3 separate regions of the Mus musculus genome follow, and all the other regions are linked to region 3. The links are chromatin loops, found by intact Hi-C in ENCODE. Cell type or tissue: heart. All regions are shown on one strand. Links, peaks and the distances in the headings refer to the core of each region. The heading gives the core; the rest is flanking DNA. Region 1 holds the start of Dhrs1 (dehydrogenase/reductase (SDR family) member 1). Region 2 holds the start of Cideb (cell death-inducing DNA fragmentation factor, alpha subunit-like effector B). Region 3 overlaps Rec8 (REC8 meiotic recombination protein).

Region 1 (10,299 bases), core at 1,277-9,276, 120 kb after region 3:
CCTGTGCCTTGATCCTTACCGCAGCTTTGCCCACACCATAAGGGACATTGAACATATGCTGCAGCCCCCCAGGGGAGGAGACAATCACGATGAGTCCTTTGCCAGCTGGCACCATCAGCCGTGCCCCATACACAGAGCATAAGTAGTGGCCTCTAGACAGGGTCAGGGAAGAAGAAGAAGAAGAAGAAGAAGGAATGAATTGTGTGAATGCTGGTTCAGTTGCTTCTCAAGTCCTCAGTATCTGTGGTCAGTATAGAGGCTGCATAGCAATAGCTGAAGACCAGGGAAATCAGGTATAGGCCATTCCAAGGGAAAACCTGATACAATTAATGGTAGACAAGAGAGAGTATGCATGACATATAATGGGGCTCTTGCACCGTAAACATAAGATAGTTCTTGGGTGTGTCAAGCCATGTATCTGGTCAGCTGGGTTCATGGAACAAACTTATAATCTCAGCACCATGAAGGTGAAGGCGGGAGAATTGGGACACCCTTGGCTACACAGTGAGTTTGAGGCCAGCTTGGGCTAGATGAGACCATGTAATAAAATGAGCAGATGAGATGAATAGAAAGTTCTCAAAGAAGAGATGCAAATAGCCACATAAATACCCAGAAAATGTTCGATAACCATAGCCACAAGGGGAAATGTAAATTAAAACTAATTTCAGATTCCATTTCCTCCTAGTCAGAGTGGCTTTCATCAAGCAAACAGTTCCCAAGGGCCGGTGATGGTGTGGGCAAAGGAGAAGCCTAGTCACTGCTGATGGCGAGACAGGGATTTCTCAGAAACAGACAGATCACCACCCAACCTCCCTACACTTGGGCAGGGCTCTAAGTGAACAAACCACACAGAGATTTGCATCTTTACAGCTGACCTACTCACAACAGTCTAGAGATAGAACCAACCTAGATGTCCATCCACTAATGGGTGGATAAATGGAGTGGAGAAGGTGGTACAGATACAAAATGGAATTTTATACAGCTGTAAAGAAAAGGGTGTGGGGTTGGAAGGAGTGACGAGGATGTGAAAAAATAAATTAATGGGAAGAAGAAGAAAAATGAAACCACCTCTTTTGCAGGAAAATGGATACAACCAAAAACCAATTATTATTGTGGTTACTATTTCTGAGATAGGGTCTCTTTACATAGCCCTGGGTGTCCTGATACTAGTGTACCATGCTGGCCTCAAACTCACAGAGATATGCCTGCCTCTGCCTCCTGAGTGCTGGGATTAAAGGCGTGCACCACCACATCTGGCAAAGTAAGCTCGACTCAGAAAGGCAAATACCATGTTATCTCTCATATGTGGACCCTAGGTTTAAAACTATACATGTATACACACGTATACAGGGAAGGAAGCTCTCTGAGGAAGGTGGGAAATAGAGAGGGAAACAGGAAACAAGTGACAGGACTAACGGGAGAAGAGAGACCTCGCTGAGAGGCGAGGGATGGAGAGGGCAGCAGGGCTGAGAATGAATTAGAAGGAAGTAGAATGACACGTGTGGAGTGATCACAACCGACAGGGGCATAGACACGCTACATTAATTGGTCCATCCTTTTAATCATTTGAGCTTTCCTTCTAATAGTTTTTTAAAACATAGCCCATGGGCTGTGTGCAACACTGAGAGAATCCTCCTTCTGGGACTTGTACTTGGATGGGCAAAGAATGAGGCTGGAACGAGGCTGCCATCTTGTCAGAAAACCCTGAGTTGGGAGGTAGGGCATGCCTTTAATCCCAGCACTTGGCAGGCAGATCTCTGAGTTCACGATCAGCCTGGTTTATAGAGAGAACTTCTGGACTGCCAAGGCTACACGGAGAAACCCTGTCTCAAAAACCAAACCAAATCAAACCAAAGCAAAAAAGACAAACTGAGACAAAGCAAAGACTGCCATTCCCAGGCTGAGGTGGCTCAGTAGGCAAAGGCTGCTTCCTGTGCAGGCCGGGAAAGCCAAGCTCAAGCCCGAAACTCACAGAAAGATGTGGAGAAAGAGAACTGACTCTCTGGACTTGTCTTCGGATCTCTGCATGCACCAAGGTAGGCACAGAAACACACCTACACACCCCTATCACATATGCATGCTCACGTACACACGTGGGGGAAAAAAAAAGGTTATATTCTTAGGTGCAAACCCACAGGCATGGGACTTCTCCAGGAGTAAGTGGGACAAATGGAGTAGAACGGAGTTGAAAGAGATGGGGAAGCCAGAGGAGAAAGTCCTTATAGGAAAAGGCCCAGGCTCTGGGGCTACTAAACAAGAGGAGCCCAGGCTCTGGCAGTGAAGCACACACCTGAGTCCAACATTGTTTATGTCATCCCAAATGGAGGCAGGCACTTCCCAGAAAGACTTGTTGGTGGTGTTCAGGATTGCCTAGAAGACATAAGGGTGACTGATTGGCATGAAGGTATAAAGGGCTGGCTAATGGGACCACGAATGGAGATAAAGACTCAAGGGTGGATTTGGAATGTAGAGTTGGATCGAGTTAAAAGGTTACCTGGACGCCAGCATAGGCATTATTGACCAGAACATCTAGCCGCCCTTTCTGTTCCCGATCTACTTGCTCGAACAGGCTTTTCACTTCACTCTCCTGGCTTGAATCACACACCACGGGTACACACCGGCCCCCGAGGGACTGTGCCTGGAGAGGGACAGCGAGGATGAGTTCACAGCAGTGTCACTTTCCGAACTCCAGTGAAGTTTAGGAACTGAGAGCTCAGGACTCAGCCAACAGCTGGGACATGGCCATGCAATGGCTCCCTCTGGTGTCCGCTTTAGGAATTTCACCACAATGGCACCTCCCACAACAGAGCAAGGTACATTGGACTTCAGATTTAACATCCGCTTTCACTGAGGGCTACCATATGCAAGACCTTACTTTGTAATTATTCTGCTAATTCCAGGCAAGAGATGAGGCATGGCGTCCACTCTCAGACAGAAGTAACCATCCTCTTTGTCCTTTCCGACTCCCTTGCTGCTCACTTGGAATTCTTACTCAGCCTCTGCTCCTTCCCTCACTCAACCAATGCTCTGACTCCACAGTGAAAAACTAAAGCTATTAGGCATAAACTACTGCTACTTCCTATTTTGCCTTGCCTCTGAAAAATGTGACCCTCCCACCAGAGGAAGAAGAGTACCTATTCTCCAGGGGTGAGCCCAGGGTCCTGCTTCTGTCCTGCTCAAACTGCAGCAATGCCTCGCCTGACTTCAAGTCTTTTTCTTCAAGTCACTTCTTCACAATCCAGCCAGGGTGAACTATCTAAAACTTAAATCGTCTTCTAACTGGATCACCAATCTAAGCCAACTAAAGCCTAAGAGCTTTTTTGAGAGGGTCTTACTACATAGCTCAAGCTGACCTTCAACTTGAAATCTCCTGGCCCAATGTCTCCAGTGCTGGGTTATATAGGCATGCATGCCATGCCGGCTTTTTTCCTCCCCACAAGGTCTCACTCTGTAGCCGGTTTGGAACTCACTATGTAGACCTTGAAATCACAGAGAGGTTCTGGCTCCTGAGTGCTGGCATCAAAGGCATGCAAAACCCAATGCCAGGGAAGAGGAAAATTAGAGGAAGCCACCAGTACAATTTTTTTTTCTTTGCAAAACCTGAAACTCTCAAACAGAAAGATTTTTCTTCCCATTAAGCTCTCTTGGTAGAAAAAAAATCAATCCTAGATTATTATTTATGGTATTCAGTAAACATTGCGATTTGTTGGGGGGGGTATAGTAATCACAGTGATTAATTCAGGTGGTCACTTACCTCCTGGGCAGTAGCTCTAAGCGTATCCAGATGGCGGCCGGTAATGTAAACTGTGGCACCTGCTTTGCAAAGCTGTAAGGCAATGCCACGGCCAATACCCCTGGAGGCACCAGTTACCACACACACTTGGCCCTTCATAGGCGCTACCATGACTCACATCAAAGGGGATATCTGTGGAGGTAAAGAGTCGCTTTGAGGGAATCCTGTAGATTGTGTGCTGAATCCAGGTCTCTGTGAGGGCTAGACAAGTTTGGACTATTTTGAGGGGAGAGAAATTTGACAGAAGGATACCTGAGTCAAAGTCTCAGGCCAGGCTGTCCTTTTAGGAGAGTCCCAGGACTCTCCAGCGTTACACACAATACTATCACGAACCTCTGAGTGAAGCTGACTTGGTAGGGAATCTGGCAATGCAGCCTAACAGGGTATGGCCACGAAGAGTCCTGGGCTCTCTGGAGTTCTGGCTACCCGTCCAGACCCACGGAGAACCGCGAATCCCTGACCCCTGAAGTGGTCAGAGCCTTACCAGCAGCAGACGCAGCCTCTGGGTTTCTTTCTGCCCAGATCGCCAGATCTATAGTTTGAGAACTTTGATTCTTGCCACGTTGGAGTGCGTGCCTGGATGGAAGTCCGGGTGCGGATAACGATGATATGGAACCAGTCAAAGATAGCCCTGGAGTTCCAGGGTCAGACCCAGTGGGGTGGAGTCCGCAAATGGGGAAGGGCGACCTGCAGCCACGCCCATCATGCCCTCCCGCCCGCCCCGTCGCAGACTCATGACGTCCCCGTGCGTCCGGAGCGCGCCGGCGGTTGTGGGAGCTGCAACCGGGAAGCGTGAACGGCTGGTCCCAAAGCACGCATGGGGTTGGGGCCGCGTTCCGCTCACAAAGCGCGACGCCAGTTCTCGGGTGCCGGCCGGCGGGGACGCGCGGCCCGGGGTTCGGGACGTCCCCCTCCCGGCCGCGATGGTTATCCCCGGCTGCCGGCAGCCGCGCGTGCGGAGCAGGCCCCCGAGGCTCTCCCGCATCTGAGCCCGGAGGCTCTTGGATATTTCCGACGGGCGCTGTCAGCGCTAAAAGTGGCTCCCGACGCCGCCGAAGAACGAGGTAGGAGCAGCTAACGCCGTGGGTTAAGTGGAAAACCCACACGCCGAACTTTCAGGGGAGGTCTTGGCTAAGTGATGGGTAAGTCTTCTCCTCCTCTCAGCCTAACGGTTTATTTATGACCCCATTTTTTTTTTTTAAAGAGTTGATGGCGCGCAATATTTTGAAGGAAGTGGAGGCTCAGGCTCTAGCCTTGGCCACGAACAGGACTGGTAGCGAAATGCTGCAGGAGCTTTTGGGGTTCAGTCCTTTGAAACCCCTGTGTCGAGTGTGGGCCGCTCTGCGCCCCAACTTGCGCTTCGTGGCTTGTCATCGGTGTGGGGTCCACGTATTACAAAGTGCTTTGCTGCAGCTACCTCGATTGCTGAGGCGTCCTGCGGAGGCAGAGGAGGAGGAGGAGGAAGAGGAGGAGGGTGGTCCCTCGCAAACTCTGGAGGAGCTAGTCCTGGGACTAGCCGCTGAAGTGTGTGATGATTTTCTGTTCTTCTGTGGAGACACGCATGGCAGCTTCGTGGTCAGAACTCTGCTGCAGGTCTTGGGAGGTACTCTTTTGGAGTCCGAGAGAGGCAAGCCCCGTGGCTCCCAGTCGTCTGGTAAGTACTGTAAGAAAGGGAAGAGGGGTTGGTGAGCAGGAGTGGTCAGGAAGTTCCGAAGCCAGTAAACAGAAGAGTTCATCTTTGTGGTGAAACTTGACCGTAAAGAATCAGCAGACCCTTGGGGCAGAACCTGGAAGGCCAAAGTATAGTGTGCCTAGTAAGGATGGATACACTTGAATTCAAGGACCAACTATTACTAGCAGAGACACAGAGGGAGCAATGTGTTTCACATTTTTATTTCCACAACTCAGAGTAAGAATTTTTTTTTTTTTAAATACGTCTGGGCATGTGTACACACTCGAATGTGTGTGCCTTCTGGAGTGTTCTTGTGGAGGGGAGAAGACGACTTTGTGGGTGTCAGTTCTCCCCTTCCACCATGTGGGTTCTGGGTATTGAACTCAGGTTGTCAGGCTTAGTAGCAATCACTCTTATCATAACCTTCCCGGCTCCGATACTTTCTTTGGAGACAGAGTCTCCCAGATAGCCCTGCTGGCTTTTGACTTGGGTTGTAGCACAGGCTGGCCTTGATGCTCCTGCTCGCTCCTGCCTTCCAAGTGCTGGGATTGCAGGCTTGTGCTGCTACCATGCCTAACTAAACTGGCCTTGAACTCAGAGCTCCACCTGCCTCTGCCTCCCAAGTGCTAGGATTAAAGGTGTGCGCCACCACTTGGCGGCTGCTTTGTTTTTTGGGCAAGTTCTTACTGTGTAGCACATGCTGGTCTGAACTTACTATGTAAGCTTATGCTGGTGTCCAGTTTATTGACTTTCTGCCTCAGCCTCTCTAATACTGACATTACGGGCGTATGCCTTTCCACCTGGCTGGGAAGTTTGTTTCTAACCCTAATGTGATTTGTGTGTGGATGTTGGATCTAAGCAAAAGTTCAGAAAAAGATACCCTTACCCTTTCCACATGCTACCTCTTTTTCTGATATTTTCTTTCCTTTTAAATTTTATTCTCTATCTTAAAAAAAAAAAAAAAAAGCTAATTACTGATGGGAGCAGATGCAGAGACCTACAGTCAAACACTAGGGGGAACCTCGCAGAAGAGGGGGAAGAAGGATTCTAGGAGCCAGAGGGATTGAGGCCACCACAAATACATGACTCACAGAATCAACTACGCAGGCTCATAGGGGCTCACAGAGACTAAAGTAATAATCTCCGACCCTGGATAGATCTGAGCTGGGCCCTTTGCATATACATTATGGTTGTGCAGCTTGGACAACAGTGGGAGTGGGGAATATCTCTACCTCTTGCCTACACTGAGAGCACTTTTACTCCTCCTGAGTCTCCTCATCCAGTCTTGATGTGAGCATCTGTGCGGAGTCTTACTGTAATCCGTTATGCCATGTTTGATTGATATCCCTGGGAGGCCTGTTTGTTTTGTTTTTCGAAGGGAAACAGAAAGAGTGGATCTGGGGGAGAGGGAAGGTGGGGAGGTGGGAACTGGGTAGGAGTGGAGATAAAGGAATGGATAGGATGTAATGCATATAAAAAGATAAAAATTAAAATAAAAATGCTAATTGAGACCACTAACTTTGTTTCTTGTTATAGTCATAGAATGTAACCTACATTTAAAAATACTGAAGAGCTGGGCAGTGGTGGTGCACGCCTTTAATCCCAGCACTTGGGAGGAAGAGGCAGGTGGATTTCTGAGTTCGAGGTCAGCCTGGTCTACAGAGTGAGTTCTAGGACAGCCAGGGCTACACAGAGAAACCCTGTCTCAAAAAACAAAAACAAGCAAGCAAACAAACAAACAAAAGCAGAACTAAAAGTACTGGAAAACACACTTAGAGAGTATAAGTGAAGTCTGGTTTTGGTATACTATAAATCCTGGCTGAGAAATTTGAGCCCTGGACCATAGGGAAGGGAGTTTAAGATCCTTGGAGAAAAAAATGAAAGAATATTTTACTCCTCCACAAGAGGCACTCACCTGTCCTGCATCTCCAAGCTGAGCCCTTATTCTTCTGTGGTGCTTTCCTTCCTACTTGGGAAGAAATAATAGTCTTTAGCTTGGCTCATGTGCACCAAAGCTGTTTGCAGAAGCTTTCCCCTTCCCCCTGCTGCTTGAGGAATTTCCCCTTTCCCTGCCAATGTAAGCAAGTTCAATAGTTCAATACCACCCGGCCCCTTCCCCATCTGAGAGGACTGACCAAGAGAGCATGATGACCATAGCTGCCAGAGCAAGATTAGCTATTCTCAAAAATGAGCTATAACACAGATAACAGTCTTAGAAACCCTGCCTCAGTTTAAATTTCGAGATAAATCACAAGCCGCCCTGATCTTGCTAGGATTCCCTGTGAATAGCTGTGACTGACCCATAAGTTCAAAATGTATTACTGCTTTGCTGACCAAATCATAATAACCCACCATGGGGGCAGGCAAAGTGAGTCACTAGGCCAAAGGGTTACTTAGTCACTATACAAACCAACCAATGCCTGAAAAGGTTACTTGCTACACCAATGAAAATAAGACCACTACCCTGTTGCTTGTATCTGCCTCTTACAAAGGTATAAAAAAGTGTGTTCTTTGTTCTAGGTCTTTCTTCTTGCCTGCATGCTGGGAGGGGAGTCCCCAACATGTTGGAATAATAAAAATCCTCATGTAGTTTGCAGCGATGGCCGTCTCTGTAGTTTTTGTGAGCAAGAGGGTCTTTTGACGAACTCCAACACTTGGCTATCTGTAATCTCATTGTTGTTCATGTTCTTGGTCTTTCTTTAGAAACACAGAGGACTTCAGCTCGGGAATGTAAACCAACTGATTTTGAGGTTCCTAAAACCTTCTTGAATCGCCTTCAGGACCTGAGCGCCTGCTTTCTGAAGGACATTGCTGGTAAAAAGATGTATTAATTACTTTACATGTTTCAGAGGGAAATACCGGATCAAAGTGACTTAAGGAAGAAAAAGTTAGACTCCCAGCTGGAGGGTATAGTCTGTTATGTCAGGGAGGTTATCATGGTAAAGCTACACTCTTATCAAGTCAGGAAGCAGGTGGATAAATGCTGCTCTTATGGGTGGTGCTACCCACATTTGCCCACAGGTGGTGTGCTCACCTTCATAGACCTATTCCAGAAACTTACTCACAGAAATGCCCAGAAGTTAGTTTCCATGGTGATTGTAAATCCCATCAAGTGGACAGTCAAGAGGAACCATCGCAGAAGGGAAGTAGAAAAGGTGTCTAGGGTCTTCTCTGGGGGTTCCCACCAAGCAGGACCCTTACATCAGGTCATTCCTATCTTAACACCTGTCAGGTTTAATGCTATAAGGCATTCTTCTGTTGATATTTTTGTATATGTAATCTTCCTTGTTGGCTGAGCTTTGAGGTTGTACAGGTAATCTGGGTTTGGGACAAGGTATTAAATTCTTTCTGCGTTTCCTACAGTATTTATCACCGACAAGATCTCCAGCTTTTGTCTTCAGGTGGCCTTACAAGTCCTCCACCAAAAATTACCTCAGCACTGTGCCCACCTCTGCGATGCAGTCATTGATTACCTGAGTTCTCGGAATTCTTCAGCAGATGGCAGGTGTGATCATGTCTTCAGGGGTCACCACAGCTGGGGGTGTTGTCTGAGACAAATGAGATAATGTGGTGTAGCTATTTCTGGGTGAGTTTACACTCTTTGATCTCCCCAAAAATACTTATCGCTGGGCGGTGACACACAACTTAACCCCAGTACTTGGGAGGTACAGTCTCATTGTGTATCCCTAGCCAGTCCTAGCCAGTCTCAAAGTCACAGAGATCCTTCTGCCTCTGTCTCCTGGGTGCTGGGAATAAAGTCAGCCATGTCTGACTTAATTTTATTTTAAGCCTTGTGCATGCTGGGAACTGAACCTTTTGTTGTTGGTGGTGGTGATTTTTTGAGTTTTTTTTTTTTTTTTTTGGTTTTTTTTTTTTTTTGGTTTTTTGAAGACAGGGTTTCTCTGTGGCCCTGACTGTCCTGGAACTCATTTTGTAGACCAGGTGGCCTCGAACTCAGAAATCCGCCTGTCTCTGCCTCCCGAGTGCTGGGACTAAAGGTGTGCGCCACCACTGTCCGGTGGAACTGAACTTCTTAGGTCCTCTGCAAGAGCAGTAAGTACGTGCTCTTAACCACTGAGCCATCTCTCAAGCCCCAGTCTCATCCTTCATCTATGTGAGACAGGGTCTCACTATGTAGCACTGGCTGGCTTAGAACTCACTATATACACCAGGTTGGCCATGAACTCAATTCTGCCTCTTGAATGCTGAGCTTAAAGGTGTGCACCATCAAACCCAGCTCTTTAAGAAAAGACTTCATTTTTACTTCACTTGTATGAGTCTTTTGCCTGTGTATATGTATGTGTACTGTGTTTGTAGTGGAGGGCAGGAGAGGGCCTGTGAAGCCAGGTCCTCTGCAGGAACATTAAGGACTATTAACCACAGAGCTGCCTCTCTAGCCCCGGTCTCACTCTTCTTACCTCTAGCCCTCTACTCCTGTTTCTTCGGGATCAGACGAGCTCTAGACTCTTGGAGCAGGTGCTGCTGGTATTAGAAGCAGAGAGACTCCAGCGCCTCTATAAGGACCACTTCCAGGGTCAGCTATGCTCCTTGGCTGAGCATCCCATTGCGAACTTCCCTTTGCAGCGCTTGCTGGATGCAATCACTTCCCCTGAGCTGGTGAGTTGGAAACGTGGCCTGGGTCTCTTCTGCTATTCTTAATCATTGGGCCTTATTTATTTATTTACTTACTTACTTATTTGCTATTTTATTATTTTTATTATTTGGTTTTTTGAGAAAGGGTTTCTCTGTAGCCCTTAGAACTTGCTCTGTAAATCAAGCTGGTCTTGAACTCAACAAGATCCATCTATGTCTGCATCCTGACTGCTGAGATCAA
Region 2 (10,299 bases), core at 1,527-9,526, 130 kb after region 3:
CCTCTCTTTGCTGCTTTGTTGGCTTATGAGGTATACTATGAACTAATGGAGGAGGAGGGGGCTGTGCCTGCAGAGCATCAGGTAAGATAGGGCTATTGGGGGCCAGGCTTCTTAGGGCTTGGGAAACCCCTTGGGCTAACATGAGACTTCTGACCCCTTTGAAAAGGGTGCAGTAACCTAGCGATGCCGTCATCCACCTGCTTCCTAATTCCCTATTTCTGTACTCCCAGGTTGAAATGGCCACAGCCAGAGCGCTGAGGGAGGTGACTGTACTTGGGTCTCTACTGCTCCAGCATTTGCTGTATTTTTCTAATCCTGGACTTGTACTTCGAAGTCTGAGTGCCTTGACCGGACCACAGCTTCTGACTCTGGCCCAAAGCCCCGCTGGCTCTCATGTATTTGATGCCATCCTGAGTAGCCCCTCAGTGACACACAAGCAGCGTCGTCGTGTGCTGAAGACCCTAAAGGTTAGACTTGTGCTCTAGTCCCCTCCGTTACTGCTTTAGAGAAATGAGCTGCCAATCTCAGGATTGGACCTGAGAGCTGGAGGCAGGATCAGTCCATAGTTCCTGTGTTGTTTAAACTGTGCCTCTCAGGGCTTCTGAAGTTATTTCTCCGTTTCCAGAACACACCTGTGTACTTCCCTGGAGGGACTTTACCTTCCTTGTCTCTATTCAGGGACAGTATGTGGCTCTTGCCTGTAGCCGCCATGGCAGCCGTGTATTAGATGCCATCTGGAGTGGAGCAGCTTTGGGGGCTCGGAAGGAAATTGCTGCTGAATTGGGTGAGTACCACTGCCAATTGGGTGAGTGGTTTCTAGGCTCCTTCTGTACCCGGTAGCTGATTGGTTCAGCAGATTTCAAAAGTGCAGTCTGGTTCTGCATTCTGCAGAGATGTTGTGTAGTCTCTTACTCCTCCCCTTTATCCGGCTTTAATGGGTGAGGTGTTCTGTAATTCCTGTTTCAGGCCAGTGTTGATTGAAAATGGATGGCCCTTTACCTCAAGTAGAGTTTGTCTTTAAACATGGGTGATGCTAAGTAGGAGTGGTTTTCTTTGCAGGAGAAAAGAACCAGGAGTTGATTCAAGATCCTTTTGGCCACCATGTGGCTCGAAATGTGGCCCTTACTACCTTCTTGAAGAGGCGAGAGGCTTGGGAACAACAGCAAAGTACTGTGGCCAAGCGGAGGCGGGCATTGAGCTCTATACTTGAAGACTGAGACTTGCAACGGGACTCGGTCTTGATGGGGAGGGGAACATGCTTACCCTTCCTGTTTACATTGGATCCAAAAGTCTTACTGCAGCCAGATGTAGTAACATGCACAAAACTGTAAACCTACTATTCCAGAGGGTAAAACAAGAATATCAAGAATTCAAGGCTAGCCTGCTCTGTGGCAGCTAGATCTTGTTAATCTCTATGTCCATCTGCTATTCTCTCCCCTCTCCCAAGACATACTGGTAAAGACTTTTGTATTTTTCTTGGAAATATTTTTATTTTATTTTTTAGGGGAAAGTTATCTTGTAGTAAAGCTAGGGACAGTGGCCGTTGGTATGCAGGATCTTAGGGGTAGGCGTCAGTAAGAACCTAGATGAAGCAGCGATTACGGTGGGATCAGGATGCAGGGGACAAGGCTGTGGTTCTGCAGGGTATGTGGAAGGCAGGAGTGGAGGGAAGACAGGTAGCATTCTTCAGGAAGATGTACAGGCCAGAGGAACAAGGCAGTGTGCAGATCTGTTAGGATGGAGTCAGCTTGGTTACCTAGGGTACACTGCAGACCCCAAGCCTGATGGTGCCTTTACTACCCTCCTGTGTCACATGGAACCAGTCTTTCAGCACAGGCTCAAAGCATGATCTCATTAGGAGTGGAGGTGTCTCTGCCCGTGCCACTGCCATCGATCAGCCCCCTCCACCACATGGCGAAGGGTGGAGGAGATGCCCAGCAGCATATGGCCCAGGCCTTGCAGCAGCGAGGAAGTCCAACGGAGGAGCTCCCTGGAGGGCAGAGTGGAGATCAGAGAGTTAAAGGAAGCTGCAAGGAGGTCGGGGTTGGATGCTTTGGTGTGGGGGGCTGATAAGGGGGAGTTTATGGGATACATGGATCCGAGGGTTGCATGACAGATTGGTCTCTGACCTGAGTACTCTTTTAGGGCCAACTCCTTGGAAATCACAGCTCATGGAGTAGAGTCCATAGAATGTAGCTTTCACGTTGAGGCTGCCAAAGAGGTCTCGGGGATTTTGCTTGTACACATCGAAGGTGATGCGGGCGATGTCCTTGCTGTGTTTTGGCTTCTCCCGTCCTAGGCCGTATGACAACATCCCACTCTGTGGGACATTCTCATCATTGAAGTGGACCTGCCCTCATACCCTGGGAACCACCACTAATCCTGTCAGTGCCGGATCTGTCTTCCCAATGTCATCTAATGGTTGATGTCCTTCACAGCTCCCCAGAGCCTGTGCCCCCACAGGTCAGTGGTAGGCCAGGGAAGAAGCCAGGGAGGACCAGAAAGGAGTGGAGACCTAAGCAGCCCCACTGTGGGGCTCTCACCTTGGGGCTCCAGCTCTGGCCCTGCTCAAGCACCATCAAGCACGTGTCGTCCTCCAGCAGCTGGAAGAAGTCCTCACTGTCCACAGCAGTCCCATCCTCCTCCAGGACCAGTGTTAGCACTCCACGTAGCAGCAAGGTCTCCAGGACCTGTCAGTGACAAGAGGCAGGAAGGGAGGCCCCGTCAGCCTCACGCTGGTTGGCATATCAGCTCTACCTCCAGGTGTTTTGCCATCTTCCCTGTAGGGGTTTTGTTTGTTTATTTCTTTTTTTGAGACAGGGTGTTGGTGTAGTGCAGCCTGCTCCCAAACTTAGCAATTCTGTGTTAGTTTGCTGGGTCCTGGGATTGTAGACATGAACACTTCATCTCATCCTTCCTAAAAGTTGCAGTTCTTTCTTTGTGTAGCTTTGGCTGTCCTGGAACTTGGTCTGTAGACCAGGCTGGCCTCAAACTCAAGAGAGTCACTGGCCTCTGCCTCCCATGTTCTGGGATTAAAAGTATGTGAGACCATGACCACCCAACAGAAATGGTAGCTGTTGATAGACCTTCACAGAGCAGACCTACCTATCTACCCTCCTTCCCTCCTTCCCTCCCTCCGTACCTACTCTTGCTCCTCTCTGAGCCACTCCTACTGGAACTGAATGACAAATCAGTCATAGCCGGGTGTGGTAGTACGCCTACAGTCCTGGCTGCTCAGGAGGCAGAGGCAGGGGGATCACTGGAGTCCAGAAGTTTAAAACCAGACTTCAACAGTTTTGGACCCTGACTCCAAGTCTGTCCAGATGAAACCTGTCTGATCTATCTTATCTGCAGTGTCGTCCTATGCTTTCCTGTTCTCTACAATTGTTTTCTAAGTTAGCACCATTTAACCTTCCTGAGGCCAAGTGAAACTGTTTGCCAAGTGCAAACGTGTGAGCCATAGAAGGAACGTCAGGGTTAAGGTAGTGAGGCTAGGAACAATTGGGTGAGAAAGAAAAGGCTTTGGCTGGGTAGAAACAGTCAAGGTGACCAGGAGGAGCGGGGCTCTCACTGACTCCTGTAAGGCCCTCTCAAGGAGCAAGCACGAGGTGCTGGTCTAAAACATGTGATTGGTTGGCCAGCTCTACTTCAGTTTTAAGGATAGCTCCTAAAACCTGCACCTCTCCCAGGAATCAGATTCCGCAGGACCACCCTGTAGGGAAGGAGCTGGGCGGAGGTAACCATACATCTTAGTGGCTGTGCCTTCTGATAGACCTCTTGTGACTGAGCATCCTTGAAGCTGTGCTTAAGTCATTCCCTTGCACCAGAAACTGAGGCCCCAGGGTTTTGACCAATGTGTAAACACTATCAAAGGGAATCTTAAACAGACCTGACCTCACATTGATTATCCTGTGGCTTGACACAGCTTCCTTTAAATTTTTATTTTATTTTTAAAGATTTATTTTATTTATATGAGTACACTGTAGTTGTCTTCAGACACTCCAGAAGAGGGCATCAGGTCCTATTACAGATGGTTGTGAGCCACCACGTGGTTGCTGGGATTTGAACTCAGGACCTCTGGACGAACAGTCAATGCTCTTACCCACTGAGCCATCTCTCCAGCCCCTAAATTTTTATTGTTAAATGTTTATGGGAACTATGCTTATGTGAATGTGTGGAGAAGAGGGCATTGGATTCTCTGGAGCTGGCGTTACGTGGTTGTGAGCCACCAGGTAGGTGCTGGGAAACTCAACCTGGGTCTCTGGAAGAGCAGTGCATGCTCTTCACTGCTGGGCTCTCTCTCCTTTCCCTCACCTCTTTTCGTAGGGACCACATGAGAAAATACTCCAAAAGGCAGGCCCAGTCCACTGTGATTTGGGGAAGAAAGCCACCTAACCTCAAGTCACCTAGCACAACACACCTCGGGCTGCTTCCCTCCTTAGGGCAGGCCACTCTAATCTCCAGAGGATTCTGCTTAGCTTTACTAACTAGATTGTTAAATAAACATCTGCTCCAGTTGTCTGTTGACTGACCTCATTAAAAAGATAAAAGCTGAGATACATCCCCTGTCCATGTCTGTCAACTATAAGGACTTTCCATTTATTCAGTAATTGTAAAAGACAGTTTATTCGACCCTTGTGTAGACAAACTGAAGGCTGGAGCTGCGCTTCAGAAGAAATTGTTTGCCCAGTCTGCTGAAAGACCTGGCTTTGATGCCCAACATTGAAAGAGTTTTTTTAGGTTTTGAGGCATGCGTCTTTAATCTCAGTGTTTGGAAGCCTGAAGCAAGAGGATTCTATTCTTGAGTTCAAGGTCAGCCTGAGCTAAAAAGTGAGAGCCTGTTTGAAAAACAAAACAATAGGTTTTGATAGGTTGAATATTTTCCCATTGTTTGACAGCTAACAAGTGGCAGAAACAGGATTTGAAATTGGCTTTTTCATAGAAATCAAGGGCTGGGAATTTAAATCGGTGGCAGAGCCCTCGCCTAGAGTTTTGATTCCTAGCACTATGAAAAGACATACAAGTTGCCATGACTTCTGAGCCCATCTCTCCAGCCCTTGTTACCTACTGTTCCTCTGCCAAAGAAAGCCTACTACTCAGAGACTAATTTACTCAAATGCAAACAGGTCACTGGCTTACTGTTTCTTCGACCTCTGAAGGTGTGGCAATCATGGAGCCTGCACACTTCCTGCTCCCTGACCCCACTATCATGAGTCCCATGGCTTCCTTGTTCTAGGAACCCAGAAGTTTGACCACTTACCTTATCTAGCAGTTCTTGGAGGCTGGCAGCTGTCAGTCCTTTCCGGACTGTCCGCTTATGATCACAGACACGGAAGGGTCGCTGAGGTGGAGGAGCTGAGTTCCAGACCCTACGGCTTAACTCCGAGCTCACAGTGGATACTGACCTGATGGTTGGAAACAAAACAGGAGTAAGGAGGGGGGGGGGGTTGGCAAACTTGTTGATAATGGTGGGGGGTGGGGTAGCTAGAGGGTCTAGGTTTACAGATCCAAAGGAGAGACTTAGAGGGAGAACAAAATAGTAATTTAAGAGTCAGAGGGAAAAAGAGAGAAATCTGTAGAGGAGATAGGGAAGTGAGTCTTCCTGGGCTGTTTTGCCTTGTCTGCCCATATCCCTAGGGTTGACATATAGAGGCAAGGGTTAGACATCACCTTAGCAGGCCATTGGGGTTGAAGGCTGAAAGGTACTCCATGCAGAGGGATGGGGGAGGTGACTCTCTCCCTGTTGCTTTGGGGCTGGGTGCTTCTCTGTTGTTCTTGCTTTTTTGTATAAAGCTGAGATCTTAGCCCTGGTAAAGTGAGAGGTGAGTCAAGCGTGGACTCTGACCCCCTTGCCTGGTCAGTAAGAGGGACAAAGTCGAAGAGGGTAGGAGGAGGAGCCTATGTGAAGTGGTAGAAGTAACCAAAGTCCGCCGTTTGTGTCTCTTTAGAGATGTGAAGGATGAAGTTAGATATTTGATCCGCCGCCCCCTCATCCAAATACAGTTTTACTTTATAGTCCACACTGGCCACCTTGAACTCATCTTCCTATTAGAACAGCGTTAGAACAGTTTCTGGCCCACAATCCCAGAGATGGAACATTCCATGTGAGCCCTGCTGACTGCCGCCACCTACTGGAAAGTTATAAACTTCAGTCTTTGGAAAAGCCTGGGCTAAATGTGCTGAAGAGACTTGGAGACTATGAAAGGAGGGACACTGTGTCTGATGAGAGACTGGATTCTGATCTACAGAACCAGCATCACCAGGATCCTTTCTGGAACCCTGGCCTTCCTGCGTATCCGCTCTTTGGTTGGAGAAGGATTGGCTAAACATTTTTTCTTTCTGGCTTTATTCTCTTGAAATGCCTGCTTCAGTGTCTATGAGCCAACACTACTCTCATCTTTTTTGGTTTGCTAATTAAAAATGTATCTCCAGCAGGGCAGTGGTGGCGCACACCTTTAATCCCAGCACTTGGGAGGCAGAGATGGGTGGATCTCTTGAGTTCGAGGCCAGCCTGTCCTACAGAGTGAGTTCCAGGACAGTCAGGACTGCACAGAGAAACCCTGTCTCAAAAGACCACCCCTCACCCCCAAAATGTATCTCCAGCTATGATCCCCACTACACTAATCAGAGGAGTGTCAGGACTTTAGCCTTTAGCACAGAGAGAGAGACAGAGAGAGAGAGAACACATGCATATGGAAGCTGGAGGACTTGGATATTGTTCCTCGGGTAACAACTTTTTCTTTATTTTCTTTTTATCTTTCTTTTTCTTTTCTTCCTTCCTTCCTTTCTCTCTCTCTTTCTTTCTTTCTTTCTTTCTTTCTTTCTTTCTTTCTTTCTTTCTTTCTTTCTTCCTTCCTTCCTTCCTTCCTTCCTTCCTCCTTCCTTCCTTCCTCCCTCCCTCCCTCCCTTCTCTCTCTCTCTCTTTCTTTCTTTCTTTCTTTCTTCCTTCCTTCCTCCTTCCTTCCTTCCTTCCTCCCTCCCTCCCTCCCTTCTCTCTCTCTCTCTCTCTCTCTCTCTCCCTTCCTTTCTTTCTTTCTTTCTTTCTTTCTTTCTTTCTTTCTTTCTTTCTTTCTTTCTTTCTTTCTTTCTTTCTTTCTTTCTTTCTTTTAGACAAGGTCTTCAATAGGCCTGGAAATTGCTGTGCTGGTTAGGATCATTGGCCAGTGAGCCCTAGAAACCCACTTGTTTCCATCTGCCAACACCAGGATTACAACCCATGTACCCCTTTAAGATGGTTTCTGGGTGCCGAATACAGGTCCTCACACTTGTATAGCAAGGACTGAGCCTCTCCTCAGTCTAAGAATTTTAGTTGTGATGGCCAAGGTTTCATGTCTGATGTTAACTGTAGCCACGATGGATAATTGCACAGAAACTGAGATTTACTGTTAGTAAACCCCTTAACTGAGCACAGTCCCTGTTCTCCTGACTGGGAGCCTCCAAGGCTCTCCTAGTTCCCTAGCTTCTTGAGTCCTGAGTATCCCGAGCTTATCCCCGTCCCGCGGGAAATAAACACAGGACACACCAGGTTCTTCCACGGTTAACTTTTACTTCTTAAACATAGTGAGGTAGACAAAGAAGGCTCAGAAAGTGTGTGGCTTAAATACTTTTGGTGACGTGTCTAAACTAGGACTGGTAGCAACACCCATGATCCTCATGCACCCTGGGGATAGGTTAAAGCCCCCAGGGGTTGGGCAAAAGCCCCGGAGACGGACTGGTGGCTTTGGCTGGCTGTGTTCTCGCAGCTGCGCACAAAGAGGTTTAGCACCATCTAGTGGCGGCACATATATTGCAGCCCTTTACACCTGAGAAACACAAAGTGCCTGGACAGCTTTGTGACCTAGCCAGCTTCATTTCTCATGCCAGCTGGAGCCCCAGCCAGGGCCACTTCAGGCACCAATCAAGGGCAAATTATAGGGGTATAACACCTCTAGGGCAATCCTCCCTCAATGGGCATGCCCTAGTTTTATTCTGCCTTAGGTATTCTGTATACCTCAGGGTCCTGATGGCTAGTCATGGGGAGCAATGCATTGGATTGTTCTCCTCTTCCTGGTGTGTGTGACACACACACACACACACACACACACACACACACACACACACACACAGAGAGAGAGAGAGAGAGAGAGAGAGAGGTGGAGGTCAGAGTCAGTGTTAGAATCTATTGAGCTAGAATTCCAAATAGTTATGAGCTGCCTAACACGGTGCTGGAAAACAAACCCAGGTCCTCTGGCTGAGCAGCAAATGTTCTTAGCCACTGAGCCATTTCTTCAGCCTTCTTCCTGATCTTTTTTTTTTTTTCTTCCTGATCTTAATATGTTCCGTCCCTCCCCAGTGTTATGATCTCCACCCCTAAACCAGGTTGTAAGCTCTTATTACCCAAATGCATAGCCTTAGGCCTGAGCATCATGTATTACACTGAAATGTCACCGGCAACTGAGTAATAGCTGTAGGGTGGAGGGGCTCTGACAGGCCCCCAAAGAAACTGAAGCAGAAGAGGACACTCCGCAGGAACGGAAGGTTGAAACAAGCAAAAGGAGAGCAGCTGGGAGAGCGCCTTGTTTGGGTTACTTCTCTGTTGCCTGCAAGCCATGGAGGCTAGATAGAACATAAACATTGCAGGAGGTGGGCTGAAAGGACTGGGGCCAGAGGTGGGGAGATGTGGGAGCAGTCGTTAGCAGGTACAACTGCTCTTCTCCGCAGGCTGAGCCTTCTCTGCACCTCAGCCTTATCCTGCTTCCTGGGGAGGCTGGCCTCCACATGCCTGGGCCTGTCAGTGATGGGAAGGAGTAGGATGAAGGAGGGCCCAGGGTGAGCACCATCTTGTCCCTCTCCATTCTTGACTCATCCTCTCCGCAAATGTGACAGGCACGGGGCAGGATTAGGCACCTCATCCACAGCAGCTGGCTTCACCTGTCACCTTCCTAAATCTCTCTGCGCCCCCCAATGCTGTTCTCTCCCAGCGGGTAAGTAGATCTGCCCATTCTCCTTTACTCCTTACAGCCACCTTAGCCCTGAGATACAAAGACTGAGATTAGATACAGAGGCAGGTATGCAGAAGGCCAGAAGTGGAGACAGTGACTGTCTACAACGGAACTGGGGAACACCAGTGCCTTGGTACCAGCGACCTCTGGGAACATACCAAGGTGGGAAGGTTTGACTGAGGACAGAAGCCACAGGTTCTAAGGAGCTGTTTGAATTGGTTTCTTGGAGAGAAGAGAGGCAAGGTGACGAGAACTTGGGGGAGGCACGCTCCTTCTCATCTAGCATCAGAGGTCGTGTGGGCTTTTGCCCCAATCCTGAATGTCCCCTTCCCTGGATTCTTGCAGCTCTCCCCCTAGAAGGATGTCTGTCTGCTACCGTCCGCCTGGGAATGAGACACTACTGAGCTGGAAGGGCTCGCGGGCCACCGGCACTGCCTTTCTACTGCTGGCGGCGTTGCTGGGACTGCCAGGCAATGGCTTCGTAGTATGGAGCTTAGCGGGCTGGCGGCCCACGGCGGGCCGGCCACTGGCGGCCACACTTGTGCTGCACCTGGCCCTGGCCGACGGCGCGGTGCTGCTGCTCACGCCGCTCTTTGTGGCTTTCCTCAGCCAAGAGGCTTGGCCCTTGGGCCAGGTGGGCTGCAAGGCGGTGTACTACGTGTGCGCGCTCAGCATGTACGCCAGCGTGCTGCTCACCGGCCTGCTCAGCCTGCAGCGCTGCCTGGCTGTCACTCGGCCCTTCCTGGCTCCCCGACTGCGCAGCCCGGCCCTGGCCCGCCGCTTGCTGCTGGGGGTCTGGCTGGCCGCCCTGGTGCTCGCCGTCCCGGCCGCGGTCTACCGCCACCTCTGGGGCGGGCGCGTGTGTCAGCTGTGCCACCCATCGCCAGTGCACGCAGCTGCTCATCTGAGCCTGGAGACCCTGACTGCCTTCGTCTTGCCTTTTGGGACCGTGCTCGGCTGCTATGGCGTGACGCTGGCGCGGTTGCGAGGAGCGCGCTGGGGCTCGGGGCGACAAGGCACACGGGTGGGTCGTCTGGTGAGCGCCATCGTGCTGGCCTTTGGCTTGCTCTGGGCTCCCTACCACGCGGTCAATCTCCTACAGGCGGTGGCCGCGCTCGCTCCGCCGGAAGGACCCCTGGCCAGGCTCGGCGGGGCGGGCCAGGCGGCGCGCGCTGGAACTACAGCCTTGGCTTTCTTCAGTTCCAGCGTCAACCCAGTGCTCTATGTCTTCACTGCGGGGGATTTGCTGCCGCGGGCCGGGCCTCGGTTCCTTACTCGACTCTTCGAGGGCTCTGGGGAGGCCCGAGGGGGCAGCCGC
Region 3 (10,299 bases), core at 1,640-9,639:
CAGAAGCTGGGGCTGAGGCAGGATAGCCATAAACTTGAAGCCAGCTTAGGCTATAGGGCCAAACCTTGTCTTTAAAAGAAAAAAAGTGAGAGGGCTTATGGGTATTGTTGCAGAGGTGACCCCACCTCAGGAGCTGCGGCTGCCTGCCCCACCCAGTACAGAGGTGAGTAGGTTCTTCTCCAAGCTGTCTTTTTACTTTCCCCTACGACACCCTTGTCCCTAAGCCCAGGACCATTCCGAGTGTACAGTGAGGATTTTGCTTCTATCAGTAAAAGATACCCCTTTCCATAGGTCACGGTGTGGCCTCGCTTCCCAGTCGGTGTAAGCTTGAGTAAGGACCTTACCCCCGCTTCTTCCCCAGACAACTGAGAAGGGGCAGTGTGGGCCCACAGGTGGTCTGCTGGGAAATGGAGAATAACCTGACTTTTGCCTCCCTCCAACTCCAGAAGAGGCTCCCGTCTCTTCAGAGGCCACTTCCCCGCCGACACCGGCGGCGCCAGTTATTATTCTGGGACAAGGAGACCCAGATCTCTCGGGAGAAGTTTGAGGAACAACTGCAGACTGGGGCTCACTGCTGGGAGTATGTGAGTACAGCCCAGGTCACCCTAGGGAATAGAGGGATGCGGGTCTGGCTGGACTTCTGAACTCCTAAGAATAATGGGAACCTGACAAAAAAAGGCCCTATTTCCTAGATGTGAGGGACTGCTTATACAGACACCAGGCTAGCAGCTGGCTTAGCCTCAAGCACTATAGGGCGGGTCTTGAGCCTGAACACAGGGGCAGGGGCCCTGGGAACTAAGGATGGCAAAGGAGGGGCAGGAAGAAGGGGCTTGCTCATAAAAGGGCCAATGGCCTTCCACCATCTTGCAGCCAGTGGCCCAGCCTCCCAAGAGGATGCTCACAAGCCCAGCGGAGCTCTTCAGAACCCCAACTCTCTGTAAGAATGGTGAAGACTGGAGCAGGTGGGAGCTTCAGAGCCTGGGAGCTTCAGTTTTATGATTGAAACCCATTTCCTCTCTTGTCAGCTGGCTGGCTACCCCCAGAACTCCTAGGTTTATGGACACACTGTGCCCAGGTCCCCCAAAGAATGCTCAGACAAAGGCCACAGCTGGAGACTGAGGAGACAGTGGAGGAAGAGAGAGCAGCAGATGAGGAAGAGAGGAGAAAGACTGAAGCTCTGAGCGAGATCGAGGTGACGCCCCCCAGCCCTGGCGAGCTCCGGCTGCCTCCTCATGCACACCACACTGAGATCCCGACACTCGGTGCTTGGGCCTCAGCTCTTGCTCTCCCGCCTGCAGGTTCTGAGGGAGGCCCAGGAGCCCAGTGGTCCCCTCATGCTGTCTTCAGGTAAGCACTTGGACAGGAGGGGAGAATGGAGACAGTCCTAACCAGTCTCAGGCAGCTAGTGCCCTAGCTGCTGAGGCCATGTCTGACAGCGAGGGAGCACGCAGAACGTGAAAGCATAGATTTGATTCTCCAGCACTCCCGCTTTTGTACACGTCTAAACTAGGCTCCAGATCATGAGGGAAGCTTTGTAGTCCCCGAGACTGAACACTGGGCCTTGTCATGTCAGGCAAATGCTTCACCACTGAACTACACCTCTAGTCTGGCTACAAGGCCCCCCAATTCCTCAGAGTCAAGCAGGCTCCCTCAGTGCTCTCTCCCTCAACAGAGCTCTCCCTAGAAGCAGCAGAAGATGAAAAGTCTCGTACTAGCCTCATCCCCCCAGAATGGTGGTAAGCATCCTGGTGGCGCAAGCGCACAGCCTAGTGGCCCCCACCTTTGTCACTGTCATGACTACCTGCCCCCCTCCCTGATTCCTTTGGTTTCCTAGGGCCTGGTCTGAGGAGGGGCAGCCCGAGCCCCCTGCACTGCCCATGCTGCCTGAACTTCCTGAAGTGCCCATGGAGATGCCCCCAAGGCCTGAACTCTCTTCAGAGGCTGTGCTCAGGTATCCGAGAGGCTTCCCTCTAGGGGTGGGACCAGGCTGTTATCCCAGCTGACACCCCTCCATTCCTGCAGGGCAGTAGCACTGAAACTGCAGGCCAACAAGGAGCTGGACTTCAGCAGCCTGGTGCCCCCTCTCAGCCCCCGAAAGTTGGCTTCTCGGGTCTTCTATCTGCTCTTGGGTGAGTGGGTACAAGAAAGCAGGGACAGGCAGGCCGGCCAGAGGCTGCTACAGCACACTCTAGATACTGTGGTGACCTGCCTTCTTTTCTGACCAGTGCTGTCCACACAGAAGATCCTTCTTGTGGAACAACAGAAGCCATATGGGCCCCTCCTGATTCGTCCTGGACCCAAATTCCCCTGAGCAAGTTCATTAAACCATATCCTGCCTCACTGGACTTTGCCTCTTTTTTTTTTTCAAGATTTATTTTTAATTTTAAATTATGTGTGTGTGCCAGCCAGATGTGCAAGGGAATGAGGGAATTAAACCTCTGGAGCTCAAGGCTGTCTGAGCCGTCCAGTGGGGGTGGACCGCATTCTGACTTCTGCAGGGACAGTATGTCCTCAGCGCAGCCCCTCCCTTCCCAGTCTCAGCTCTGAACACATACCTCTAGCCTTTGTGCAGAAAGCTAGTGTCCAAGCAGAAGACAGGCCACCTTTATTATAGTATGACGTCACAGCTCTGCTTTCTTATAGTATGACGTCACAGCTGCTTCCTTATAGTATGATGTCACAGCTCTGCTTTATTATAGTATGATGTCACAGCTCTGCTTTATTATAGTATGATGTCCAGCCCCAGAGACACCCCTGTTAAAACAGCACAGTTGACTTCAATGGATAGAGTCTTTGGTAAGGTGAACTGGACCAGGGCTGACCTCGGTCTTCGGACCCCTGGCCCCTGTGGCCTATAGTCTTAAGTGAGGCCCATCATGGCCTGAAGTTCCTGAGCTTTATCATTTGGCAGAGAGCCCAGGGCTGTGTGGAAGCTGTCGGTGTGCTGCTTGGCCAGGAACGTCAGGAGCAGCAGCAGGGCCGCCTTGGTGTCTGGGTAGAATAGAGAGAGGCCTGATGAAGGACCTGGTTCCTCCGCCCATAGTACCTCAGGCTCTCTGAGCCCTGCCTGTCCCCACTCTCCCTTGCCCTCTGTCGGCCTCACCTGGAGGGATCCGGTTGTCCGGCAGGATCAGGCTGCAGATGCGCAGGAGTTCTGAAGCCACATCCACAACCTATGGAATAGAACTGGTCAACCGGGGCAGCGAAGCAGGGCTTAGAGCAGGCCGTTGAAACCAAGGACAGAAGCCTGTGAGCTTGTCTGAACTGACACCCAACACAACCCGAATAAAGAAACATGGTAACAACCTCTTTTTAGAGGTTAAGATGTGTAACCAAAGATGTCAGCTTCAAGAGCATTTAATCCCAGCACTTGGGAGGCAGAGGCAGGTGGATTTCTGAGTTCGAGGCCAGTCTGATCTACAGAGTGAGTTCCAGGACAGCCAGAATTATACAGAGAAACGCTGTCTCGAAAAACAACAACAACAAAAAACCAAAACAACAACAACAACAAAAGAGCAAGTAAAACCCAGAATCCAAATACTCCCAACACTAAAAACCCAAGACACACGGTGACAGAACCGCAGGGCACGGGTCCCCACCGAGGCAGCTGGATGTGCCAGATGGAATCTATGGTGGGTGGTGAGCAGCGGCCAGGGCTCCCTAGCCAATGCTTTTCCTACCCCTGACCTAGGAAAGCAGCCTAGGAAAGTTGTGACTGGTGGCTTGGCCTGAGAGAAGAACCAGAGAAGCTCCGGGGAAACACTCATCGGACTTTATGCCAACTCTGTGGACAAAAAGGAAAACAGAAGCCAAGGCTGCAGCTCAGCTGGTAGGAGTGCTTGCCTGGCAGGCATGAAGACGGGGTGTCATCCTCAGCACTGCTAAAATTATAAACAGAAATGTGTGCCGTGCCGGTGACCCCAGCGCTCGGGAGGCAGAGGGAGGGACGGGAGGACTGAGGGCTCAGGGCCACCCTCAGCTCTGTAAGAAGCTGGGCCAGTCAGCGATGCAGAAGACCCTGTCTCAGGAAGAAGGCAAAATGAAAACAAGAGTAGAAGAATGTCAGCTGGGCAGTGGTGGTGCATGCCTTTAATTCCCAGCAGAGGCATGAAACGGGAGGCAGAAACAGGCAGATCTCTGTGAATTTGAGGCCAGCCTGGCCTGTAGAGTGAATGCCAGAAATTAACCTGAAATTCACCATGCACCAGTTACCAGTAACATCTCCTCTGCCTGTGCCTTAGCTTGGAGCCTAACACTCCCTTGGTTCTTAGCTCCAGCAATAGGGTTACCTGCTCAGGATTGTTCTGGTGCAGGAAGCTGAAGAGGTGACCTATAGTGAGCCACTCCTCCATGTCTTCCTTCAGGGGCAGGGCACGTAGCAGGGTAGCCAGCACCTGGATACACAGAAATCTCAGGCCCACACGTCCTGTCCCTTTTCCCATCCTTGGCCTCCCTCCACCCCGACCTGATGCCTTGTCCTTTACCTGGGGCTCCGTTTTTCCTACTGGACTGGCCATCAGTACACGGGCAAGAGCCCCGCAGATGTTATCACGGACTCGATCATGTCGCTCCCTTGCCAGCAGGGGCAAAAGGAGGCCCAGTAGCTTAGGGAAGTGGCTGGTCCATAGTTAAGGAATGCATACACACACTGGTAGACTTCACCCTGCAGCAGCACCTCACCAAATCTCTGGGCTCACTTCCAACCCCATTTCCCCTCTTGCAGGCATAGGATACTCCTGAGCAGGGCAGCCGCCATGCTCTGCCAGTACGCCCAACCCAAAGATGGCATTGCTCCGCACCTCAGGGTCTGCTTCCCGGGCATTGTTTAACAGCACAGGGAACAGCCGAGACACAAACTGGGCTGAGGCGGTCCCTAGACCCTGAATGGACTCTGCCAGGGTTCCCACAGCAAAGGACTTCTCTGCCACTGTACAGCTCTGTTTCTATAGGGAGGGTGAAGGAGTGCACATCAGCATGGTGGCAGAGCTGGAAGGGTGCAGGCACAGCATGTATACATAGGCAGACTCCGACGTCAGGCTGGACGACAGCACTCACCGTCTTACACAGCAACAATGGCAAGAACGTGGCAAAGAAGGGAGCGAAGGCGTGTCCTCCAGCTGTGGCTGCCAGGACGGGAATGGCCTCTCCAGCATGTTCTAGTAACATGGCGTCATACTCTGCCTGTGGAGCCAGGAAAGGGACTTGAGGCACTGGGCCAACTCAGGGATCACACACCTCCCCACCCCGCTATGCCACTGGCTGCAGACGCTTCGGGGGCTGCCGACTGGCCCTGACTTCACACACAGGCTGAGCTGCCAATACCAGGTTGGCTTTTTTATAGCCGTCGTTTATCACTCCCAACCCTGCCCAGCCTCAGTGCCTGCCTGGCCTTTGAGCTCCTCACTGCCCTTCTCGGATGGAGGTGGCACTCTGGAAAGCACCAGCTTCTCTTAGCAGCCCTAGCTCCCACAGGCTGAGCTCAATGCATGAACCGCCCACTGCTGGCCCTCGGTCTAGGCCACTCTTATCTGTAGCTCTCACCTGGTCATCATCTTCGTCATCATCCTCCTCGGCGTCCTGACAGGCCGTCTGTGGAAGACGGATTCAGCTGAGCTTGAGGTCCCCTACCTGCTCCTTTCCACAGTAGGGGTAAGGTGGGCAGAGGACTTAGAGCCTCCGACAGTCCAGTCTCCTGGGGCCCGACACCTCTTCCCATGGCCGCCATTCCCTCCCCCCTGCCCACCTTTTTCTGCAGCACAGCCTTGAGCACGTTGCAGAGCTCACTGAGCCGCCCAGGAGGCTGCAGTGCAAGGCTGCCGCAGGTGCGCAGCACCCCTGTCAGGGACTCCAGCACGGCCATCACCACTGGGCGCTCCCTTTCTACTTTCACGGCCTGCATGTAAGCTGGCATCACTCGAGCCAGGGAGGTCTGCAGAACTGGAGACACAATTGGTGGGAGCCTTGGTCAGGCCCGGCCACTCCCCAGGGCTCCCAGCCTGCTACGTCTCCTCCTCACCGGGACTGCTGCTGGGATCTGAGGAGCTTCTCTGAGAGGCCTTATGCAGTGCACAGCAGAACTGTCCCAGCGCTTCGTAAGCTGACTTCCGCACATTCATATGAGGGCACTGGAACCAAGAGGGCAGGTGTATGCCTGGCATGGGCAAGGTGAAGCTGACCCTAACTGGGGCGTGGGGATGCCTCTAACTTACCTCCAGCAGTTTGTATACTTCATCGAAGGTGGCATCCATGAATGGGAGAAAAGCCACACTATGGAGAGACACACAGCAGTGAGGAGAGGGATGCTGGGTGTGGTACCCAGCACTGTGGAAGGGCTGCTGCTCACCAGGTGTTCATGGAGATCTCCCCCAGGGCGGTGCAGGTGTCTTCTTTCTCATCAAAGAAGGCATTCTCCACACTATACCTAAGGAAGGATGGGGAGGCAGTGACGACGCCTGCCAGCAGGGGGCAGACCTAACACTGGGGCTACAACCACCATCAAAGACCACGTATTTGTTGTCTGGTTGGTTTTTGTTTTTTTCTAGATAGGATTTCTTTGTGTATGGAACTCACTCTGTAGATCAGGCTGGCCTTGAACTCAGAGATCCTGCTGCCTCTGCCTCCTGAGTGCTAGAATTAAAGGCGTGTGCCACCCCCTCTGGCTCAAAACCTACACTCAAGTAGAAGAGCACCCCTCCTACCCCGAGATCTCAGAGTCATCCCCCTCCTCTTCCATATCTTCATCCATGAGCTCCTCCTCCTCTTCTGCTTCGCTGTCGTCATCAAACAGCAGGAAGGAGCTGATCCCGTCATACTGTGGCTAGATAAAGCAAGCAGATCGGGGACTTTGCCTCGGGTGGGACCAGGAGAGAAATCCCTCCACAGGGCTAGCCTGGCCTAACTGACCCAGCACACCCACCCTCTGCTCACCACAATGCCCTCAGTGGAGCGCAGCGACAGCAGCATGAGCGTGGTAATCTGAGGCAGGTAGGGTCCCAAGCCCTCTCCCATTAACCCTGATAAGGCTGCAAACAGGCTGTACCTGATAAAGGTAGAGAGACTCGGTATGGTACTGCCTGCTATAGACAGACAGACAGACAAAACGGTGGGGGGAGGCAGGGGGGAAGTCCAGGAAACCTGGCTGTGTCCAAACCTGAAGGATTGGTGTCTGGGAATCTGGGAAGGGGACTGTCAATCTAGTGAGTAGGCGGCAGGAGAGAGGCGGGGCAGGCTGAAAGGTCACTCACGTGCAGCGCCTCACGTCAGGGTCATCTATATGGATGCATAACCCTAGCCCAAGCTGACAGCATTCCTCAGCCAGGGGCTTCATGGACTCTCCCAGGGCTCGTGCTAGCACTCCCAGGGTCTCTGTGGGAGCAAGAGCACTGATACGTGGACAGAGACCAGAAAACCAAGGGTGGCGAGTGGAAGGCGCTCAGGAGTATTCTACCCTACTCTCTGGGAAAGCATGGAGAGCACTTGCTCATCAAAGGAAGACACCCAAGTGCCCTGGGAGAGATCAGGTCAGCACCAGGTGACAGCGGCCTTACCCAGGCTCTGGATCTGCACAAGATGAAAGTCTTCGTGGCCTGTCAACAAGAACTCCCGGAGAAGATCCATGATGGTAGGGAAGTAGGGCAGCAGGGAATCCTGGGCCGCTGTGGCTGCAGGACCGGATAGAACACAGTCAGAAGCAGCAAGGCCTGGGGTCTGCCTGACACAGACTCTGGGCGAAGCCACACTTTTGCCTCCTTGGTCCTCTGACTCACCAATGGCCCCTATGGCGCTCACAGCTAGCTCCTTGGTCCGGGCTTTGCTGGGGTTCTTCAATGGCTGCAGCATACATTCCATAAGCTCCGGAAGGTAGGGCTGCACTTTGGGCCCTGTGGGAATGTTTTTGGTTTTTTTTTACTAAGCAACTCAGGTCTCTAAGCTTTTGCAAAATTGACCTCCTTTAGCCTGACAGCCCGTGCGACCATCCCCCACCCCTCATTCCCAGCAGGCAGCGAGCAACTCAGGAAGATGCACCATGTGCCTCCTTTAGTCAGTGTGCTGCTCCCCTCCTCCCGTTTTCTCAGCAGCCATCATCACTACCTAGGTTCTCCACAAAATTCTCCAGAGCATAGCAGGCCTTGGCCAGGTGGTGTGTGTTTCCCATCGGCACTGACTTCAGGTAGGAGAGGAGAAGGGGCATCACCTCCTCAGAGTAGCTGCTGATATGGGGCTGGGGAAGAAGCAAGCAGGACCCTGGTCAGGCTCACCTACAGAGCACCCCCTGCCAATGGCAGCAGCAGCATCCGAAGAGATGAGAGTTTAAGGGACAAGGGTCCCCCAGCCTTGGGGGTGGAGCAGAGGGGTAGTCATCTGCATTTAGCTTTGCTGACCTGTAAGTTCTCTGAAAACTGGCCCAGGGCGAACAGAGCAGCATTACGAACAATCTGTGAGGGGTCATCCAGGCCCTTGCACACAATCTGTAGCAGTGGGTACAGCAGTCTGAATGGGGCAGGACAGAAGAACAAAGTCTGAGGGACAGGACAGAGGAAGCCTAGTCTCAGCCCCATGGTGGTGGCGCACTTTTAATCCCAGCACTTGGGAAGCAGAGGAAGGCAGATCTCTACGTTTGAGGCCAGCCTGATCTACACAGTGAATTCCAGGACAGTCAGGGCTCCCTGAAGAAGCCTGTCTCAAAAAACTATTAAAAACAAACAAACAAACAAACAAACAAACAAACAAACAAAACAAAGGCTGGCCTAGGTGTGATGACGCACATCTTTAATCCCAGCACTGGGAGGCAGATATAGGCAGTTCTCTATGAATTCCAGGCCAGTCAAGGCTACACAGTGAGTCCCTATCTCAAGCAAGCAAGCAAAAAATAACCAATAAAACTAGTTACACTGAAACAGGGGTAGCAGGACAGCCAGAGGATGTACATCCACCCTCTCCATGTGACTCTGCTCACCCTGAGACAGGAATGGAATATAATACCTCTGCCTGATGTGGTCGCCTGCACCATCAGACAGCACAGCCAACACCAGGAATCCTGCTTTGCGCTGGTATGGGTCCTCGCTCCGCAAGGCTTCTTCCAGCATGGGCATCTAGGGAAGAACATGGAACATTCTTGAGAGCCCAGCACGAGTCTGCCTGCTACTTTCTCAACAGGCTCATCACAACGATCTATACCCAAATACCCTTGGCTTTCTTTAAGGGACTATACCTACCTAGGGCCAGTAAGAGCAAGAGAGTCACACTTACCACATGGGGACAGAGCTTCTCAGGGGGAAGATGTAGTGCCAGCATGTCCACAACCTGAGGAGAGCCAGGTAGACTGTGACTCCATCTCTAACCTCCACTTCTTATTTAACACCCAGCCCCAGGATCCACCTGTGATGGCTGCTTCTATGTTTGTGGCGACAGGATGGCTCAGACTGCCCAAAGCTTACAGTTCTACCTCAGCCTCCCAAGGGCTGGGGACTGAGCTTACAGGTGTCCACCAGGTCAGCTGGGTGCGATGGCTGATTTTAATAATCCACTTGACTGAACTGGGAAGTGCTTAGGAGACAAACTGTGATGATATTTTCAGAGCCAATTAGATCAGGAGAGCTCTGACCTCAAGATGAGTTAATCTCTTAATCTAATGCCAGTCACTAGGAGGAGCCAAAGGCAGAAGGCAGAGCTTAGTTGGGGCCACATCCTATGGGAGCTATCTTGCCCTGTCTCCTCCTTGTATACCCCTTCTCTGCCTTCTATCCATAACGTGAATGGTTCTGGTTTGCCGAGGCCTGAACCACTGTTTGGCTATTCCTTTCCCACCACAGTAAATGGAAATCTCCGAAGCCATGAAAATACTTCCTCCCCTTAAGGTGTCTGTTTCTCTGAGTATTGGGTGACAGTGACGAGAAGGCCAATACATCACCTGTACAGCAAAGTGCTTGGGAGTCTCCCCCATCAGCCCGATCTCCAAGTCATCGTCATCCGAATCTTGATCTTCAGGATCCAGTTGGCCCATGGGTGGCTCAGCAGCCATGAGGGGGAAAAGGGCGTGCAGCAAGGGAGGCACGAGGCGGTTCTTTAGTAAGGCCTAAGAGGGGAGGGCTAGCCTTGAGCATCTTCCCAGAACAGGCTCATGGGAAAATCCCAGCCTCCCAACCACAAGGACCCCAGCCAGAGACTCCCCGTCTCCTAGGCAGGGAGAGAAGGCTGGGCCAGGGCTCGAGCAGGACTAAGCCTACAAACACAACTAATGGCGGAGACAGCAGGATGGGGTAACTTCCCCAGAGGGAACGTACCTTACTTTTGACTTTG

Evidence for each region. Peaks named below come from ENCODE experiments on the same cell type or tissue, not always from the same donor. Only the 100,000 strongest peaks of a DNase experiment are listed, where the experiment ranks them.
Region 1: a loop joins it to region 3, with 5 times the contacts of the local background. A loop is called at or near these places in 14 of 42 quality-filtered maps.
Region 2: a loop joins it to region 3, with 2.6 times the contacts of the local background. A loop is called at or near these places in 14 of 42 quality-filtered maps.

What each region holds. Positions count from the first base shown.
Region 1 is chr14:55,741,164-55,751,462 of GRCm38, forward strand. It overlaps Dhrs1 (dehydrogenase/reductase (SDR family) member 1), which reads right to left and starts at 4,521. Exons shown (of 9, transcript NM_026819.3): 1 at 4,278-4,521; 2 at 3,755-3,925; 3 at 2,495-2,638; 4 at 2,291-2,370; 5 at 20-152. The coding sequence starts at 3,904. It overlaps Nop9 (NOP9 nucleolar protein), which reads left to right and starts at 4,530. Exons shown (of 10, transcript NM_026403.3): 1 at 4,530-4,857; 2 at 4,998-5,447; 3 at 8,169-8,279; 4 at 8,829-8,970; 5 at 9,890-10,082. The coding sequence starts at 4,611. In heart, for the core only: CTCF peaks have their summits at 4,550 and 4,753; DNase peaks (open chromatin) are centred at 2,718, 3,857 and 4,508; H3K4me3 peaks cover 2,403 bases; H3K27ac peaks cover 1,484 bases.
Region 2 is chr14:55,752,582-55,762,880 of GRCm38, forward strand. It overlaps Nop9 (NOP9 nucleolar protein), which reads left to right. Exons shown (of 10, transcript NM_026403.3): 7 at 1-81; 8 at 231-467; 9 at 679-784; 10 at 1,060-3,053. The coding sequence ends at 1,217. It overlaps Cideb (cell death-inducing DNA fragmentation factor, alpha subunit-like effector B), which reads right to left and starts at 5,843. Exons shown (of 5, transcript NM_009894.3): 1 at 5,671-5,843; 2 at 5,261-5,405; 3 at 2,544-2,690; 4 at 2,130-2,320; 5 at 1,471-1,990. The coding sequence starts at 5,711. The coding sequence ends at 1,855. Ltb4r2 (leukotriene B4 receptor 2) reads left to right here and starts at 8,847. Exons shown (of 2, transcript NM_020490.2): 1 at 8,847-8,963; 2 at 9,327-10,299. The coding sequence starts at 9,343. In heart, for the core only: CTCF peaks have their summits at 6,135 (motif pointing left) and 7,781 (motif pointing left); a DNase peak (open chromatin) is centred at 7,770; H3K4me3 peaks cover 1,804 bases; H3K27ac peaks cover 1,169 bases; H3K27me3 peaks cover 1,526 bases.
Region 3 is chr14:55,623,051-55,633,349 of GRCm38, forward strand. Rec8 (REC8 meiotic recombination protein) reads left to right here. Exons shown (of 20, transcript NM_020002.3): 12 at 114-163; 13 at 447-584; 14 at 871-937; 15 at 1,026-1,192; 16 at 1,299-1,347; 17 at 1,673-1,736; 18 at 1,835-1,951; 19 at 2,023-2,129; 20 at 2,226-2,345. The coding sequence ends at 2,311. It overlaps Ipo4 (importin 4), which reads right to left. Exons shown (of 30, transcript NM_024267.7): 9 at 10,284-10,299; 10 at 9,911-10,075; 11 at 9,250-9,303; 12 at 8,983-9,092; 13 at 8,382-8,490; 14 at 8,092-8,221; 15 at 7,767-7,880; 16 at 7,548-7,661; 17 at 7,245-7,365; 18 at 6,928-7,039; 19 at 6,699-6,817; 20 at 6,344-6,421; 21 at 6,210-6,267; 22 at 6,017-6,125; 8 more. The coding sequence ends at 2,861. Among named protein-coding and RNA genes, the nearest start is that of Ipo4, 7.5 kb to the right of the region's middle. In heart, for the core only: a CTCF peak has its summit at 6,453 (motif pointing right); DNase peaks (open chromatin) are centred at 3,822, 5,321 and 6,441.